2 separate regions of the Homo sapiens genome follow, and region 1 is linked to region 2. The links are chromatin contacts, found by Hi-C or POLR2A ChIA-PET in ENCODE. All regions are on one chromosome and are shown on one strand. Each heading gives the region's core, a stretch centred on a gene start or an enhancer-like site at or near the end of the contact. The rest is flanking DNA. Distances are from core to core; before and after follow the strand shown.

What was found. A loop is a pair of places that touch in the nucleus more often than their neighbours do. ChIA-PET counts read pairs that join two places held with the same protein, here RNA polymerase II (POLR2A). Pooled maps may share reads with other maps.
Region 1: a pooled map shows a loop between it and region 2 (4-fold over the local background). The contact joins two enhancer-like sites. A Hi-C loop is called at or near these places in 1 of 168 maps with a recorded cell type or tissue (endothelial cell of hepatic sinusoid) and 1 of 50 pooled maps. POLR2A ChIA-PET finds 5 or more read pairs at or near these places in 5 of 52 experiments (A549, K562, OCI-LY7 and 2 more).

The regions. Positions count from the first base shown.
Region 1 is chr1:22,775,049-22,781,924 of GRCh38, reverse strand. It overlaps EPHB2 (EPH receptor B2), which reads right to left. Exons shown (of 16, transcript NM_017449.5): 2 at 440-504. Among named protein-coding and RNA genes, the nearest start is that of MIR4684, 59 kb to the right of the region's middle. Within about 2 kb of position 2,929, at least 4 of the 41 ENCODE cell types and tissues checked have a DNase peak (open chromatin) inside an H3K27ac peak, as active enhancers do.
Region 2 is chr1:22,736,701-22,743,915 of GRCh38, reverse strand. All of the region lies in intron 1 of EPHB2 (EPH receptor B2), which reads right to left. Among named protein-coding and RNA genes, the nearest start is that of MIR4684, 21 kb to the right of the region's middle. RefSeq lists a silencer at 3,975-4,145 and an enhancer at 6,626-7,187. Within about 2 kb of position 4,120, at least 3 of the 41 ENCODE cell types and tissues checked have a DNase peak (open chromatin) inside an H3K27ac peak, as active enhancers do.

The DNA.
Region 1 (6,876 bases), core at 1,680-4,179, 39 kb before region 2:
AGGTGGCTACACCTTTCTGAGCCTCGGTTTTCTCATCTGTAAAATGGAGATAATTCCTCTCCATGGGATCAGAGATGATGTGTATAAAGGTACTTAATACAGTATCTGACATAGAATGGGTACTCAGGAAACGACAGTTCACTTTCTTCATCTGTAAAACGGGGGTAGTGAGAGCACCTACTTCTCAGCCTTGCCCTAAGGATTCCACGGGATAAAGGCTGAAAGCATCCAGCCTGTTGTCATGGTAACTGGCTCCATCAATGGTAGGGGATCATGGCTCCATCAATGGTAGGGGATTGGGAGGGTGGGGCTGAGAGAGGCCTGGCTCTGGGTCCTGAAGAGGGGGAAAGGGGTTAGAATATGAGGGGGCATTCGGGCCCTGCAGCAGGGCTTGAGGGATCCTGGGGACCAATGCAAGGTTTGGGGACCACTGACTCACCCCTGATGGAGGATGCACCATCCAGCCCAGCTCAGCAGTCGCTGTAGTGGAGTCCATTAGCGTTTCTGTGGGGAGAGCAAAGAGTCACCACCCCGCCCCACCTACCAGGCGCTGTCAATCTTTCTGTTGGGCCCTCATCCTTCTTCTTCTTTTTTTTTTTTTTTTTTAGACGGAGTCTGGCTCTGTCGCCCAGGCTGGAGTGCAGTGGTGTGATCTCGGCTCACTGCAAGCTCCGCCTCCCACGTTCAGGCCATTCTCCTGCCTCAGCCTCCCGAGTAGCTGGGACTACAGGCGCCTCCAACCACGCCCGGCTAATTTTTTGTATTTTTAGTAGAGACAGGGTTTCACCGTGTTAGCCAGGACGGTCTCGATCTCCTGACCTCGTGATCCGCCCGCCTCGCCCTCCCAAAGTGCTGGGAGTACAGGCGTGAGCCACCGTGCCCGGCCAGACCCTCACGGCCGGGCCCTCATCCTTCTTTACTGAGAGCCCCGCCTACTTCCATTGCCCCAGTCATCTGACTCTAACTCTCCAGACTGCCCTCGGTTTAGACTCCGCCTCTCTACTCCATTATCCCGCCTACCCCCACAGCCTAGCCAATCATCTGATGCCACTCCTCTAGGCCCCGCCCCTCCAGGCCAAGTCCACCCTTACATCATGGTCAGGCTCTACCTCTAGGCCAGTCTAGTCTCACTAACCTAGGTACTGTCCTTCCCTTCCTTTTCTGGACGAGGAGGGTCTTACATCCACTAAACCTGGAGTCTACTGGATGGGTTTCCGAGGCTCTGCCACTAAACCCTTGATATTTTACATCAAACTCTGGGATCTGTTTGCTTTTCAGCTTGCATCAAACTCTCAAAAACGAACTTGGGCCTTAGAGGGGCTGTGCTTGTGTCCCAGCTGAGACCCCTCAGTTTCCCCTCGTTGCTCCTCTGGCGCACACATCTTGTCAGGACACTCTCCCTTTCTCTAGAAACCTGGAGCCTTCCATCATGTTCCTATCACTGGGGCCCCTCCCCCAGGGCTCAGGCAACTCTGCCCCCAGGACAGGGTCCCAGGAGTGGAGAAGTGTTGAGAGCAAGCACTGCACCCAGTAGGGGCCAACTGTCACATGGCCTGTGGGGGTTCAGGAGACATGTCAGCACCTGGACCATCCTGGGCCCCACTTGCCTCCCCCGATTCCAGCAGCTGCAGGGAGCCATGTGGCCTAGGGGGAAGAAGAGCCACATGGCCCTAGAGACCCCCATTCTCCCCAGGTCAGGTTCAGGACCCCTGTCCTCTACCCTTTCCTTGCCTCTCTGGCTTCCAAACACTTTCTGAATGGAATTGCAATACACCGAATGAATTTAAATGGACCCCTTTCAAGCGTTCATTCAACAAAATATCCTGATGCCCATTATGTACCAGGCGCTGCACTGGGTGCCCTGAGAGAGAAAACCGTGGCTAGCAAGACCCTACCATGGAGCAGTTCCTGGTCTGGTAGTGGAGATGAGGTGTGAATATAAATAGCTATGAGAGAGTAGGGGGAGAGACCTAGAAGGTCACAGTGACACCACCTTGCTCAGTGAGAGTGGGTGAGAGGTATGCTTGTTGCCATGCTCCAATTCTGTGCCCAGGGCAGGCATCACTCATCAGTCCCCATACTGTGGCCACATGATGCTTCTTGCCACAGTGTTCCAGGAAACAAATACGAACCATTTGAGATGCTATCCCTGGTCCAGCCCAACCGCCTCCTTTTGGAGACAGGGCAACTGAAGCACAGGGATGGGAAGGGGCTTCCAAAGATTGCATAGGAGTTGGTGACACAGTGGGAAGTGCAGGTGTCTTGCCTCCTAGCCTATAAACTTTCAGTCACTTGAAACAATTAGTTTGATGGTCTGGGCTAAATGACAAGGACCAGGAGACTGGGGCTGTGTGCCCAGTGTCTAGGCAGCTGAGAAGGTCCAAATGGCAGATAATTAGGGTTTGAACTATGGCAGGGGTGGAGGGGATAAAGGGTGGGGACAGGAGGAAGCATTTGGTCAGAGGTGACCCCAGTCAGACCCATGAGCTGACAAGAGAGGATGCAGAAGTGTCCCCACAACTGCCTGTGGCTTGTGTCCCTGTGCACTGGCATCCCCATGACTGCCTGTGGTCACTGTGTCCCTTTGCACTGGGGGCTGGCACAGGGAGGGGGTGTGGGGTAAGGGTGCCAGGGATGGTAGAGCCAGTGCCAAGGGCATCTTTTTGATGGCAAATTGGAGGGAAGTTCTATTATGCAGCTTTGGAGCTGAAAAAAGGGTTCCTTTTCACACTCCGAATGCTACAGATTTTTCTTCCTGGAGAGAACAAGGGCTGAACTTTTAACCTGTTTTCTCTCATCGGCCTCAGCCAGAGACGCGCCAAGCCGGGCTCTCTGCCTGGGCCCAGGGAACAGCTGCTGGGAGCTGTGTCGAACAAGGCAGAGGAGAGACTGTGCTTGGGACAAGAAGAGGGTCGGGCAGGGGAGGCAAGGCTGCCAAGCAGGTGGCCCCATCCCTTGGCTAGATTCCTGGGCTGACCCAGAGGCCAAACACTAGAGGATTCCATGGCCCAGAGAAGGAGGGGCCAGGAACTGACATCCTCATCGTACGGGTGGAAACTTGGGCTCAAGGAGGGCAAATGGCTTGCCAAAGTCACACACTAAAAGTTGGTGCTCATACTCTGGGCTCCCAAGAAGCTTAGGGTGGGGGGCCCCACTGTCCCCCTGTGTCTTCTACCTCTCCTGGCCCAAAGCAGTGGCCCAAAGCAGTGGGAGGATCTCAGAAGGACTGGAAGTAAATGGGCTGGCTGGTTTGCAGACACAAAGGGAACGCAAAGGACATGAAGTTTGCAGATCCCCTTGGGAGGAGGTAGAGGGCCGGCATCTCCTCTGCTCCCTTCTCCTGTGCCACTCCTGGCTTTGCCTGGAGGCCTGGCTCTGGGAAACCTGTCACCCCTCTGGGTTGTGGCAGGAGGCAGCACAAGCATGCTCTCTCCCCAACCTGGTCTTTTGCTTTTCAATTTTAACCCCTCCCTCTACCTCTGCACAAAAGGCAAATGAGCAGATGAGCAGAGCAGACAGACCTGGGCTCTGGAGGTAACAGAGATCTGGATTCTAACACCAGTTCTGTCCCTTCCTTGCTTGGTAACCAATATCACTTGCCATAAAAGGAAGGAAAATAAACACAGACTATTACAAATGGACCTTTTGAGGGGGGGAGATCACTTGAGGTCAGGAGTTCGAGACAAGCCTGGCCAACATGGTCAAACCCCGTCTCTACTAAAAATACAAAAATTAGTCAGGCATGGTGATGCACACCTGTAATCCCAGCTACCCTGGAGGCTGAGGCATGAAAATTGCTTGAACCCAGGAGGCAGAGGTTGCAGTGAGCTGAGATTGCACCATTGCACGCCAGCCTGGGCGACAGAGCAAGACTATGTCTAAGAAGACAAAACAAAACAAAACAAACAAACAAACAAACGGACCTTTATTTGTTCTACCTCTTGTTAAGCCTCAGTTTCCTCACCTGGAAAATGGCCAAAATACCTTCCGAGTCTGGAAGTATAGCAGCTTGGAGCCCAGCACAAAGTAGATCCTCACTTAGTAATAGCTGCTGTTTTTAGATGGTGTGCAGTGCTTTTTGGCCCACCCAGTGCCTGCACATACTGCTTCCTCCTTTGGGCTTACTAGGTGCCCCTGAAAGCAAAGGCAGGCCCAAGAGGCTCCAACTTAGTCTGCCTGGCCTCCCCCACCTCCCAGATATGCCTGCCAACATCTGACAAGCATCAGTCTCTTGCTCCGTGGCTACAGCCTCCATGGAGCCCGTCCCAGTCCATCTGATGCTGCTTTCCCTGGGGTGCCCTGAGTTTCCTCTTTGTTCCTCTCAAACTAAGCACAAAAGTCAAATTCTGTTCTCTGGGGAATCTGGAGTTAATAGTTATTGCCTCAAGAACTTAGTGGGTTCAGGAAACCAAGCTCTGTTTCCACCACCATCACATCCTTTTTCCACCCTGTAACACACCAGACGTCTCCCGTCCAATCCCAAAAATCTACAAAGGGAGAGAACTCACGTCTGCTGAGACCCTATTAGGAGCCAGAATCTCTCACCAACATTCTCACAACAATGCCAAGAGGTACTTGATACTGTCCCATTTCATAGATGAGAAAGTTGAGGCTTCCAAAGCCCCAGGAACTTGCCCAAGATCACACATCTATTCCACCCTCAAGCTGCACTCCAGTTAGCTATGAGTAGGTGGAGAGACTGGCCGTCTCACTCCGCACAGACAATGTGGTGTTTTCTCACCCTTGTACCTCACACATACTGTTCCTTCTGACCTTCTCACCTCTACATCTTCTTGGCCTGCCCTAATGTTCATCTGTGAAGTCTCGACTCAGGTCACCTCCTCTAGCAAGTCCTCTTAAATCCATTCTGCCCCAAAGCTCTGCAGCCACGGGTGCTTCGAGATATCCCGGCACTTGAAGATATTCTGGGTGGTAACTACCCCTATTTGCTATCATCTCCCAAAGCTCTGTGGTCCCCTGAGAGGTGGTGCTGGGTCCTGGTCCTGGGATCCCTAAGACCTAGCACAGGGCTTGGCACACGGGCCTCCTCTCCCCATCTGCCAGACTTGAGCATACGCCAGTGTTCTGCTCCACTAGGGTTGGCCAGGCTTGAGCCTTTCATACAGACAACATTAATGACTTTAGCCATTTCCAACTACAACCTGTACAATTATTTAGTTACTACTTTTTCTTCCACTTGACTCCTTTTCTTTCTTAAATGCATCTTAAAGAGGAAAAAGCGTAATCATGATTATAAATGGAAAACCAATATCTCTTGCCATGACAGGAAGGAAAATAAACACAGACTACTACAATTAAAAATGTTTGTCTGCAAAGTACGGAACATCATTTCACTTCCCATACTTTGGGAGCTGCTGGGCTCCCTCGAGCTGCCTCTGAAGCTCTGGAAATGTTTCTATCTCCATCCCCACTGTGACGGTGACAATCTCTCCTGCAGGGGAAGCTGTTGTCACTGTACACAGATAATTAATCACCACACTATGTGGCTAAGATCACAATGAGGATGTACATGGTTTATTGCAGGTTACAGGAAATGAATACGGAAGGAGGGGAAGAAAATGCCAAATTTAGGGATGGCTTCCAGGAGAACGTGACGCCTGCATGGAGGCTTAAAGACTGGGTGAGTGGGGAGTGACTGATGTGGAGTGGGAGGGGCACGCTAGGCAGAGGGGAAGCAGAGGCAAAGGCCAGGAGGTGAGCTGAGCCACAGCGGGGTTTGTGGGAATCAAGCGCTGGCTGAAGGGTGGGGCTGGAAGTGGTGGGAGCTAAGAGCTGAGCCTGGAGGGGTTAAGCAGGGGCTGCCCAGGTAGCACAGGACAGGGCCATGAACGGTTAGCAGCTCTCTGAGGCCCCTCTGCTGGATCATCCCTGTCTCCCCACATCCTTGCCAGCCTCGCTGGTACCACCCACCTCCCACTCTGCCAACTTTGCCGTTTCACCTGCCCTTAGGCCCTCCCACCCTGTTGAAATGTCCGGTTCCCAGACCTTGGCTGCTCTTAGTGCCCATTTAAAAGAATCCCAATGGATAGATGAAGAAAGAGGCTACACAGATTCTTAGCATCCAGGCAAAAGCTGGAACTAGGGCCACCAGCCCAGAGCATCTTCCTCAGTGTGAAAACAGGGGCCCAGCCATGGGAGTGACTTTGGCCCTATCCCTACCGTACCCACACCCCCTCTCCTTCCTGGAGGCTGCACAGAAGAAAGCAATCAGGAGGCCCTGACTGCCGGGCTGGGGAGGCCCGATGGCCCCTCTGGCTATGTGTGAATGAGCAGTGTACATTTCAGAAATATTTGAACTTAAAGGGGAGACACACTGAAGTCGTTAGCGTTGGGCTGAAAGGAGGTGGCTGCAGGGGGCCTGCCTGCTCTCAGGCTGGAGCGGGTGGTTGCTCCCTATTCTCCGATCCACCCCTAGCCAGCTCTGTCTGATCCCCTTGTGGGCTGTAATTCTCTAGGACCACAGATGCTGTTTGTCTGCACTAATGACAGTATGTGAGTGTTCCAAAGTCATGAAGAAGAAACTTTCATTAAGCACCTATACATGCCAAGCGCTGGCCAGGGCCCTCTAAATGCCATTTCAGGCGCAACCTCCAGAAGTATATACTATTATTAACCCCATTTCACAGACGAGGAAACTGAGGCCAGACAGGAGAACCAACCTGCATAAGTGCACACAGGCAGGGCTAGGACTGGAACCCACATCCATCTATTTTCACAACTGTGTTATTTTTAAGATGCCATGGCCATAGCCTTAAAAAACAGACAACACAAAACAACAAAGTCATCAGGGCTTGTGTGTGTGCATTTATCTTCTCTCTCTGCATGGGCCTGTGTGAGAATAGCAAGGGGCAGGAG
Region 2 (7,215 bases), core at 2,871-5,370:
TATCAAGCTTCCTGACTTAGAGCTTGTGGGACCCAGTCCAGAAGCAGATGACATTACCATTTGTAGAGGTGGCCGAGGAGGCCTACTATGTGCCAGGCACTGTACTCAGAGCTTTGGGGCTATCATCTACTTTAATCCTCCCGGGCTGGGCACGGTGGCTCACACCTATAATCCCAGCACTTAGGGAGGCCAAGGTGAGGAGATCACTTGAGGCCAGGAGTTTGAGACCAGCCTGGCCAACGTGGTGAAACCCCATCTCTACAAAAGAACACAAAAATTAGTTGGGTGTGGTGGTGCGTGCCTATAATCCCAGCTACTTGGGGAGGCTGAGGCACGAGAATCACTTGAACTTGGGAGGTGGAGGTTGCAGTGAGCCAAGATCACCCCATTGCACTCCAGCCTGGGCAAGAGAGTGAGACCCTGTCTCAAAAACATAAAATTAAAAAATAAAATTAAATTTACAGAAATCCTCCCAAATGTATTATGAAGTAGTGATGACCATCCCATTTTAAAGAGGAGGAAACTGAAGCTCAGAGAGGTGAAGTGCCTCAGCCTGGGTCTCACAAGAAGTAAGCTGATCCTGGTAAGCTGTACTGGAGGTCAGCAGCCCTTCAGGTGTACGGGCGGCATCACCAAGCCCTGGGTTGCTGTGACCATTAATAGCCAATACATTCCGGAGAGCATGATGCCTAGTACAGAGTTGGCACTCAAAAAGGCTTGTTTAGGCCAGGTGTAGGGGCTCATGCTTGTACTCCCACTGTTTCAGGAGGCTGAGGTTGAAGGACCGTTTGAGCCCAGGAGTTCAAGACCAGCCTGGGCAACATAGTGAGACTCGATCTCTACTAAAAATTTAAAAATTAGCTGGGCGTGGTGGCACAAGCCTGTAGTCCCAGCTACTCAGGAGGCTGAAGTGGGAGGATCGCTTGAGCCAAGGAAGTTGAGGCTGCAGTGAGCCATGATAAGACCACTGCACTCCAACCTGAGTGACAGAGTATGAGACCCTGTCTCAGAAAAAAAAAAAAGTTCATAATAAATGAATGTCAAAGTAGAAACAGAACAAGGACCCTGAGCAAACCTGGGGGTTAAACTTCTCTGCTCAGAAAGACATCAAAGCACTTAGAAAAGAAAGTCAGTCAGGTGTCTGACTTTCCTTGGGAGGCTGAGGTGGGAGGATCACTTGAGGTCAGGAGTTTGAGACCAGCCTGGGCAACTTAGTGAGTCCCCTCTACAAAAAATAAAAAACTAGCTGGGCATGGTGGCATATACCTTTAGTCCTAGCTACTCAGGAGGCTGAGGTGGGGGGATCGCTTGAGCCCAGGAGGTCAAGGCTGCAGCAGTGAACTATGATTGCTTCTGCGAATAGCCATTGCACTCCACTCCAGCCTAAGCAACACAGTGAGACACTCGGAAGAAAGAGAGAAAGGAAGGAAGGAAGGAAGGAAGTCTGGCTGGAATGTCAGTTAGTCGATTCACCCCATTTTCCTTTTGATCTGAGTGAGGTCCAGGAGCTGGGAACCTGGACAGAGCTCCGGCTCTCAGCTTTGCCCCTGCCCCCACCCTTTCTACCAACTTTCCTCCATTATTCCTAACTGTTCCCAGCCCACCCTGAATGCAGAAGACAGGGCTCTCTATCTCCAACCTGTCTCACTCTGGGCATCCTTCTACATCAGCCAGGGCGGTCCTCATGTCAGGGACCCTATGGCTTGTCCATACCACGAGCCTGGAGCTTTGCAGACCAACACAGCCTCTGGGCTCATATGGGCCAGGAGGATGATGTGGATGGACCCTATGAGCAGGGGCCTGGGTCGGATGCTGGCTTGGACCCTGCCCACCCACCCACTCACCCAGGGGACCTCGGGCAAGCTGTTCTTTCCGAGCCTCAGATTTCCCATCTGTAGCAGGGTGAGTTCATGAGTAAAATAAAATGGTGCAGAAGAGGTGTGGGGTACCAATGAAGTACATGGGCACTGGAGACACAGAACTAGTTCAAGTCCCGACTCTACCACTTCCCCATTGGGGGCAGGTGTCTTAACCACACTGAGCTCCGGCCTTCTCATCTCTGAAACAGGGAGAAAAATAAAGCCCATCCCCGAGACAGGCATGTAAGACAACAGGCCCAGTGTGTGGGGATTTGCAGCTTCCACGCAGGTGAACTATTATTGCCCTTGTTTTCGTTATTGCACTGAGCCAGAGCCAACGTGAGAAACTGAGGTTTTTTGTTTTTTTGTTTTTTTTTGCTGGGAAGAAAACCAGGCTGTCAAGGCAAATATAACCCGCCTTCCCTGAGCTTTTAGACCTCATTCCAAACCTCCGAACAGGAGGAATAGATGGGCTACAGGGTCCTTTCACTCACTCGACACATATTTAAGTGCCTACTATGTGCCAGAGTTATTCTATGCATCAGGCAGTGAGCACCTAGGATGTAACTAAGGTAATCTGCAGGGAACCCTTATCTCCCAAAGAGAGACAGGAGGGCTTGGGATTTAGATAAGAGGGAGACTAGGGGGCGCAGGCTGGAGGAAGGCAGCCAGGTGTCGTCAGGGGAGGGAAAACAGACGGCTCCAGGAACGCGGTTTTAAGGAGTTTTACTTAGGGGGAGGATAAAGTAGAGGGGACAGACTTGTGAAGTGTCAGGTTGGGAAGACAGATCCCAGCAGCCCCATAGCGAGAGAGGAGATGTCTCCCAGGGCTGCCGCTGGGAAAGATTAGGCACTTAGATAGAATCAGAGGATAGGGGTCGGGGGGAGAGATTAAGCACTTAGATAGAATCAGAGAACAGGGGTCGGGGCAGGGGTGGTCTCCAAAGCCAGTGCCCCATAGGAAAACGGGACCTGCATCCCCCACCACAGGGGAGACCTGGGGACAGGGAGAAGGGGCAGGCAGAGGGGAGCAGGGCACATAAGCTGGATCGTCAATCCCCGCCGTCAGCAAGGAGAGGCTTGGCATCGCAGGGACGGCTCATGCTCACCACTGGACACCAAGAACTTCACACGGACCGCCCCCCAGCCAGGGGAGGAAGGTTCTGTTCTGCTCCCTATTTTACTGATGAGGAAAATGACACTCCGAAAGCTGAAGAAATGAGTACAAGGCCACCCACATCAGGAAGCAGGGAGGGGCCGGTATGATGGTGAGGGGTCTGGGGCTGAAGAAGGGTGGGGCTCTGGGAGGGATGAGACGGGCGGGGAAGGGCCGCCAGGCAGAGGGAAGAGTGGGAGTAAAGGCAGGGAGGTTTGAAAGGGTCAGGTGAGTTCCAGGAATGGCAAGACACTCAGGGTGGTGGGACACGAGGCCCTGGTGAGACCAGTGGGTCTTGCCTGGCATGGTGTCCCCCAGATGGCACTCAGAAATGCAGCTGTGGTTGTCGCAGTGATGATCAAGGCTTGAGGGCATGCTTACTCAATGCTGATGCCACAGAGGTACCATCCCAAGCCCGCCAGACCGCAGGACCCCAGGGCCACGGGTCTCACCTTTTAAGGATTGTGAGGGCACAATGACCATACTGGGTACCACTGGCATTTCATGGGCTGGAGCCAGGGGTGGAAAACACCCTGATTGGGTAGGACAGTCCCACAAAAGGAAGAATTGTCCCACCCAAAATGTGAATAGAAACCTTATTTAGAAAAAAACAGTAGATTAGACTGATCATGACACACTCCCCAAAAGAACAATATATCCCAGTGACCGCAGTTGAAGAGGGTTTCAGTGATGCCACGTGATGGGGACATCACCCAGGTGGAGAGGGCCTGGCTGCATTGGTGCCACTGAAAAAGATCTCAGGATCACCAGGGACCTCAGGTTGAGTACAAGGAAGCAACGAAGGGCTCAGGCAAATCGTTTGGACCCGAAGCTTCAAAACCGGTTTATTTGGATAATCCCTCACCAGGCCTCCCTGCCTCAGCGCCTGGTTTCTCTAAGGATTTATTTTGTGAAAATGTCTCTCTCAACAAGTAAGTTATCCTAGTCTGAGCCGACGAGGGAATTCTTCTCTGTGTTCAAAACCGCAAACCCCGGGCAGCCCTTCTGCAGCCCGGCACAACTTTCCGCAGCGTCAGGTTATGAATCACTCATCAAATCCGAGAACGATTCCAGGCCAGGCCGGGCATGTGGGGGAGGGCAGCTTCCTTCTACTCCCAGCTTCTGGGCTGCTGCGCAGGCTCAGACCAGCTTCTCCTCACCCTGACTCCCCAAGGGTCACCTGCCTGGGACCCCAGAAATGCTCAGACTGGGATGGGTCTGATCATCCATGACAGACCCTTTACACAGATGAATTCCTTGAGGCTGTGGACTGTCCAGGTGAGCTAGGTCTGGGTAGTTCACTTCAGAAATGTGCTCAGAGATGGGGTGATGTGGTGAAATGGAAAAGGTGGCAGAGCTAAGTCTAGAAGCCAAAACCCTAAACAGGCCAGGCACAGTGGCTCAGGTCTGTAATCCCAGCACTTTGGGAGGCCAAGGCAGGTGGATCACTTGAGGTCAGGAATTTGAGACCAGCCTGGCCAACAAGGTGAACCCCCATCTCTACTAAAAATACAAAAACTAGCCAGGCGTGCTGGCATGCGCCTGCGGTCCCTATTACTTGGGGGTCTAAGGCACGAGAATCGCTTGAACCTGGGAGGCGGAGGTTGCAGTGAGCCGAGATCATGCCACTGCACTCCAGCCTGGGTGACAGAGTGAGACTCTGTCTCAAAAAAAAGAAAAAAAACAAAAAGAATTAGTTGGACATGGTGGCAAATGCCTGTAATCCCATATACTTGGAGAGGCCAAGATAGGAGGATTGCTTAAGCCCAGGAGTTCGAGGCTGCAGTGAGCTATGATTGTGCCACTGTATTCCAGCCTGGGTGATAAAGCAAGACCCTGTTGCTAAAAAAAAGTACACAACATAATTTTTAAAAATAAAATAAAATATTAGATTTACAAAAGCAACCCTGAGCATGCTTCACTGTGCCAGGTGAGACTTGGGAGTGAGCATACTAGCTCACTGCTGGTATCCTCCCCAACCTGCTAGACTACAGGACCCAGGGCTGCAGGTCCAAACCGTTCAAGGACTGTGGGGGCACCTTGGTCTAGAGGTTCCCGCATCATGGCTTGAGAATGCCTCTCTTCCTCCTCTCTGCCAATGCCAACCTCAAGGTCTCACCTCCCCTAGAAGTTTCTGCAGCAGAGCCCAGGCACATAGTTGGTCCTCAGTAAACAATTGTTGAATGCAAGGAATGAGTAAATGGCTACAATGACTAATAACAGCACATGGGCTCCAAAAGTGGCTACTGAATGAATGGCTCGATAATGAATGATTGAATTGCAGTATGGCCCTAGAACAGGAAAGCACACGGAAGTTATCTGTAGATCTGAATCCTGGCTCTGCCATTTACTACCTGGATGACTTCTGGGAAATTACTTTGCTTCTGTGAACCTTGGTTTTCTCATCTGCAATGTGGGGTTTAATGACAGTACCTACCACAGGGGGTCATTAGGAAGCTCCTATGGGTACAGTACCAGCAGAGCTTGGCATAGGACCTGACACCCAGCCATGCTTGGAGATAGAAACTGTTATTCTCATGACTATCATCACTACATGCTTGAGGGTTTGGGGAGCTAGAACATTTGGGCACTCCTGGCTTTGGAAAGACCATCAACACAGATAAGCACAGAGCCAGGAATACAAAGGAACAAGAAAATGACAAAGGAAAAAGAGGAAGAGAAACTAAGACAAGGATCCCAAGTGAACAAAGCCATCTGTGCTTCTGTATAAATCATCCCCAAAGAGGGGGTTGGGCCAGGTAGCCTCTAAGAATCCATCCAGCCCCTAAGTGGAGAATTCTCAACTCTGCGATAAGTTAGTATTTTTTTTATCTTTAAATGGTTTGACCAGGTCTTGCCTCAAGGTAGAGCATGAACTCCAAGACCTCTGCGAGGCTAGGTTGATGTAAGAGCTGCCTTGTTCTGGCCTGAGACCCAGATCCAGTCTCATTCCAGGTTCTACCTAGTTTCAGAGGCATCTGAACAGCCTGTGCATCATGATAATTTCCTCCTACTTCCAAGGTCTTGTGGGAGTGTCATGCTGAGTTGTAAAAGCCTCTAGGATAGAGGGGGAAGTTATTTTCATGGGCAGACAATGTATTCATTCATTCTCTCATTCATAAAACATCAACCCAAGAGCCTGTTGGTAACAGACTCTGTGCTAGGCACTGGAGGCCCAACGATGAATAAGACAAGAAAGTCTCTACACTCCAGTTTAATGGGGGAGGGTGATGTAGACAAAATTAGCCATACCTTGGTGTTATAAGAATTGTTAATCAAGAGCTGAGGGTAAGTACAAAGAAGGATATACCAAGGAGGGGACATTTGAGTTGGGCCTTGAAGGATGAGTAGGAGTTCACTAGGCAGAAGCAAGAAGGGCATTCATTCTAGGCAGCAGCTGGGGCCTGAACAAAGATCTGGGGGCATGGGAGTTTATAACATGTATGTATGAAACCTATAGTTTATGGATGAGAATGACATCCACCTAGAGTTTGTGGGATGACAAGGACAGGCAGAGAAGGCCTCAGGGGCCAGGTCAACGAGCAGCTGTTTGACCTTGATTTTTTTAGATAAGGAGCCCAAGGTCTGAGCAGGAGGGTAATGTGGTCTCAGCTGCAGTTTAGAAGACTCAGTGGTGATGCTTTGTGGGGTTCAGAAGTCACTGAGATGGTCCAGGTGGGGCAGGGGGTAGACTTGAGGTCAGGTGGTAGCTGTAGGAACAGAAAGGCAGGCAGTAGCTGAATGGCCAGGGTGAGAGGGAGGCACAGCTAAAAAGGGCCGTGCTAGCTCTGGCCCTGGTGGTCTCTCCTGAGAACCACAAGGCAGCCAGATTAGAAACGGAAGCACTGGATGACTTGCCCAAGATTCCTCGTCACGCCGATGGCTGGATTCGCAGACACCTGGAGGCCTGGGGGAGTCCCAGGTTCTCCACTGTGTCTTCCCTTCTGACTCCACCCAGAGAGCCATGGCCAAGGTGGCGGCTGATCCGAGCCAATCGGTCTCCCCCAGTCTCCCCTCCTCCCCAGGTCTGACAGGGAGGGGGCCGGCTGAGTCCTGTGTCTCCATTGGCCCAAAGCTCCATTATCCTCCTAGGCAGGGTGACCCCCTGCGGCCGCCCCACAGTGCGCTGGGAAAAAAAGGCTCCTCTCTGACAAGAAAGCCCCATTGCAGGCTGGGCCCGGGGTCTGGGCAGCGCCTTTA